Linked DNA regions of Mus musculus: region 1 is linked to region 2. Evidence: chromatin loops called from intact Hi-C (ENCODE). Cell type or tissue: gastrocnemius. All regions are shown on one strand.

Region 1 (2,500 bases), 82 kb before region 2:
TGACCGGAGCCTGACTTTCCTGTGATCCTGGTTGTGTCAGAGCTCCTGGAAGTCAAGCTGTCTCTGTGGTTCTGTGATTCTGGGATCCTGGGATCCGGTGATTATGTGGTCCTGGGCGTGTTAGAGCGCCTGGGACTGGAGTTTCTTCTGAGTGTTGTGGGACTGGCTGCAAAGTTCGCACCCAAGGTCTGCTTAGGGTGCCGGCTCAGACAGGAAGGAACCGCTGCCATTGGTTGGGTGGAGTTCCCAGGTGCCCAGGTCCCACTGGTCGCAGTTACTTCCGGTGTTGGAGCAGATATTTTGTCCTTCTCACCTCTGATCCTCTGATCCTGGGAGTGTTTGAGCACCTGGGAATGGATCTTCCTCTGGATGTTGTGGGCTGGGCTTCAGAGTTTGCGCCCAAGGTCTGCTTAGGGCACCGGCCCAGACCGGAAGTGGGGGGGTGCAGTTTTCCAAAGGAAATGAAAGGGCATTGTATATGAAGGAGCTTGGAAAGACAAGGCCCATACCTCAGGGTGTGGGGAGAGTGGATTCCCTCTTGAGAGTCTAAGGTAGCATGGTGGTTGGAGGTGCAGTTATTGAACTTCCTTATTAATTGGAGGATGTGTGAGGTTGGGGAAGTCACGGGACCTCTCCAGGCGTGGACTCCTCTGTTGTAAGAGGGAGGTCATGAGAACATCTGCCCCATAGACTTGGACCAATTAAACAAAACATCCAGTCAAATCCTCAGCGCCAGTAAGAGCATAGCAAATGCTCGAACTATGGCAGTTACTATTAGCCTTGTATGAGCTACCATAATCCTCTCTTGCAACTTTCCAATAATAAAGTTTTAGTAGGCCAAAATCAGTGTGTTGGTTTTGAAGAGATTGGAAGAAAGATGGTAGCCAAGGGTATAGAGTAAAGTAGTGCTCCCCTCCCATTTCTTCTGTATGGAGCAAGACACTGTTGGCCAGTCAGGGATGCATAGATCCAAGTTTCAAGTGAAAGTGGTTGGCTGGGGTGAAGCTGGCAGAAGGATTCCTGGTGCTGCCAAGGAAGTGTTTGGAGGAAACAGATGCAAAGAGAAGCAATGATATCAATGCTATGGTTGAGGGAGTGCTGCTCTTCTGGAATGGGAGCTGGAGAAACCCGTGAGTCCCGGAGTAGATTAAGAACCATTCCAAGATGTGCTTGTTAAATTTAGGTAGGCTGTGTTTGACAGCACATGGGAACAAATAAACTCAAAAGACAGCACTCAGCACATCCTTGCCCTCTTAGTGAGGCTGCTTCAGAGTTGCTCCCTTGCCTCTGGCCTACTGGTCTATAACACATCCTCACATTGCCTTCTCTATAGCACTGGGCTCGTCTCCTTTCTCTTTCCTTCAAGACTATTCTGTTTCTTTGCTTTCCGAGCCAAGGCTAAGGATTTTTCCCCCTTGGGAACTCCTGGTCTTACTGAGAGGGTCCCTCTGACCTATGCAAGCTCCTAGATTAATCTCCTGTTAAGATCCCTCCAGCAGCACAAAATACCTCAGCAAATATTTGCAAAAGGGATCTACCATTTAAGGCTGACTTGTTTGAAATGTGTCCGTTGAATTATTTTTGCCATTAGCATGCTGTCCATCTTGTTTTGTGCATTAATCTGTCTTTAGCTCCTCTCAAAAGTCCTACCCCCTTTCAAACTTTTCTTTTGGTCCTAATCAAACACTTTTTCGATCATCATTGTACTTTTCTCATTAGAGCTGTCTGAGCTTTCAAACATGGCTTTCTAAAGCAGGTCCTTGATGAATCACGTTCCCTTTGAATATGTGGCCTTTAGAGGAAACTCTAAATTTGGGTTCTACACACTTAAGAATTTGTATTCTCAGATTAATCAGTAGGAAGAATTAATTGTCCTACTGCTTTTAATGGAAGATCAGGGAAAGAAAGGATCGTTTTCTTGACACATAAAAGGACTGTTCAATCATGAGCAATTTAGCTAAAAGGAAAGAATTAGCTCCGATTTGAAATATGTCATTTTCTCTAGTTCTTGGAACACGGAGAAGGGACTTCTTCCCCGAGCTCAGAACTCGGTGTTAGCCTATATTACCTTCCGTTTTTGCCACTTATTGTGTTGGTTTTATATTTTTACTATTAAAGTGTATACTTACAAACTAATATGATGCTTCAAATTCCTTGATTTTGCCTAACCTAAACATAAACCTAAGCCCCCAAAGGAAAGTGAAGGAGAGCCAGTGCCTTCCTATTCCTCAGTTTTATTTATTTTATCTGACAAAAGCAAGCCAAAGGAAAATTACTGGGAATTTCTTTGAAAGGTAAACTAATTCATTAAGTATCTGTTCTCTACCCTGACAGACACCACCCTGGTCTACCTTGACTGCCAGCGTTTGAGGACCCATTGGCTTTCCACAGCTGCCCTGGCTTGTTTTCCTACCTTGGCCAGTCTCAACACTCTGGTCCTAGATTCACTTCTCAGCTAGCTTTGGTGTCTTTGTCTTGTCCATTACGAGCTGAGCAACAA
Region 2 (2,500 bases):
ATCAAAATAGCTACAGTTTCAATAACTTGTTAATGGACACATAAGGTAAACATACATACAATGTGGCAATATTTTATGACATAAAATATTTTAACAGTGTGTGTTGAAGTCCTATACCTGTCTTATATACCTGGCTTTTTAGGGTTGTAAAAATATATATTGGGGAAAAGGAAGAAATTAAACAACATTGCTTTGAACATACAATGCAGTATTACAAAGTCATTCAAAAGTAGACCTTGCCATTTGTAACTACAGTGGCTGCCCAGTGAGAACATTGTGCCAAGTCAAATAGGCCAGACACACATTGCACAATCTCATTTCTGTGTGGAGTCTAAAATGTCAGGCTCATAGAAGCAGTGAGTTTCTCCAGGGGCTGAGAGTTGGGAGAAACGGACAAATATTGGTGAGAGGATACAAAGCTCTTGCTTACAGGATAGCTATGTTCTCAAGACTTAATGTGCAGCAAGTGTGATGATCAACGTATTGATCAGGCTGTGGTAAACACTGGGGACATGCATTGTATGTAAAGCCTTGTATATATAAAATTTATCACATAGATTGTCAATAGTTGTTAGCACTAAAGTATTTTAAACTAGGAGAAGCTGGAAATGAGTGTCAGGAAGTGGAAACTGTCTCTCATTCCTACTGTCTTGATCTTCATATAAGGAACTCACCCCTCAACCCTCTTGGGAAGTTTATGCAATGGAATATCTTTCTCTTCCATTTTCTTCCCAAATCCCTTCAAATCTACTGGCGTCTTTCACACTCTCCCATGTTCTCCTTTCCCCAGCTACTGTCTGTCTTTTGAAACTTCCTTTCTGAGTATTGATGTACATACACGGCGTCTTCACTTCCCCCACTCATCAGCTCCTGCGAGCCTAATGTTTGTCCCCTCGTCTCCCTTTCAGTGACATTGTTGTGATCCTTAGTGATTTATTCACTTTCTGAACTAAACGCTGAGTCCTCAGCCCGACTTTTCTCACGCAGATAGAATGCCTCTGACCATCTTTTCCTTTTGGGATGTTCTCTCTTTCTTTCTGATTTCTAAGACTCTGATCTTTTCCGGTTATCTTCATGGCTCTGCCTATCCTATCTTTTCTCTTTCTCTTCCTTTGACAGATCTCCAGATGCTCCTGAAAACTCAGTGTAATGGACTCAAGTCCCATTTTGAGCGCTTCTATTTTTTATGATATTAATATGCCGTAAGTTAATTGGTTAATGGGTTGGTATTGTGTGACTGTTTGACTAATTAGGATGGCGGTGGATGCTGCTACAGCCTTGATAAATGACTGTATAATATATCATCCTTTTATGACCTTTATCTTTATAAATGGCTCACTTACAACAACTCAGTGAAATGGTAATTTTCCCCCCATTTTACAAGTGAAGAATTTGAGCTGTTTGAACCAGGTTCTGATTCAAGGTCCCACATTCACTCTACTGCCATTCAGAAGAATGCGTTTTGGGTAGTATTCCCTCTCCCCCTACAGGTTATTCTCAAACCTGTAGGAGTAAAATTCAGCCTTTATTTCCTCAGCATCATTTTCCTTCTATCTTCTGAAGGCTGTTAACATTGACATGGTAAAAATCTATCTTTTTAAGTGGCCGTTGCGAATATACGCTCCACAAAAGCTTTGTCCCGTCTCTATACTTTAAAGCAATTTGTGCACTAGCCCCAATTATACTATACACTATAACAGCATACACAATCAAATTCTTTGCGTGGTTTAGTGGGTATCACGCACTGTGTCAGAGCAATACAGGAAGGGGTTGTTACTGCAAAGGCCTCTCCATTTTCATTTTACATTTCCTCTCTGTGTGGCTCCATCTAGTCTCCTGGCTTCCAGTACCATCCATGCCCGATGAGCTGTGAATTTATACTTCAAACCTAGCTCTTCCTTCCTCTGAGATCTATGCTCAGTCTCTGCTAATGATCATTTCCAAACCAGAAATAGACACAATGAGTCCATGCCCCTCCTCTGTTTTCTTCAGAGCAAGGTTATATCTAATATCCTATCACAGTAATGACAACAGTTGCTCATGCTCAAAATCTCAGGATCAGCCTTAATAACGTTAGGTTTTTTTTTTTTTCATTTTTTCCCCATACCCAATAAATCAAGTTTTATATTAGTTAGTTTCTGTGACTGTGACAAAATACCATGACCAAGGTCAACTTAAAGGAGAAAGTTTCATTTAACTTATGGTTCCAGAGAGTTAAGAGTTCATAATAGTGGGGACCATATGACAGCAGGCAGGAAATAGGAAACTGGCTGATCACATTTTGTCAGTATACCAGGAAACAGAATGAGCTGGAAGCCCGGATAGACTATGATTCTCAAAGCCCTCCTCCAGTGAAGTCCTTCCTTAGCAGGTCTCCACATCCTAAAAGTTCCATAACCTCTCAAACAGTGTCACTACCCGGGGACTGAATACTCAAATACATGAGCCTGTGGGGAATGTCCCTTATTCGAACCACATGTTCTTTCAAAGGCCATCAACT

What was found. Hi-C counts contacts between places; a loop is a spot of excess contacts. Peaks named below come from ENCODE experiments on the same cell type or tissue, not always from the same donor. Only the 100,000 strongest peaks of a DNase experiment are listed, where the experiment ranks them.
Region 1: it touches region 2 in a loop (5-fold over the local background); 2 of 42 quality-filtered maps call a loop at or near these places.

Annotation. Positions count from the first base shown.
Region 1 is chr11:67,147,509-67,150,008 of GRCm38, forward strand. No RefSeq gene overlaps it. Among named protein-coding and RNA genes, the nearest start is that of Gm31285, 4.8 kb to the left of the region's middle. In gastrocnemius, no CTCF peak of the experiment used is centred here; no DNase peak of the experiment used is centred here; H3K27ac peaks cover 940 bases.
Region 2 is chr11:67,229,846-67,232,345 of GRCm38, forward strand. All of the region lies in intron 1 of Myhas (myosin heavy chain gene antisense RNA), which reads right to left. Among named protein-coding and RNA genes, the nearest start is that of Myhas, 6.2 kb to the right of the region's middle. In gastrocnemius, no CTCF peak of the experiment used is centred here; no DNase peak of the experiment used is centred here; H3K4me3 peaks cover 629 bases; H3K27ac peaks cover 2,500 bases.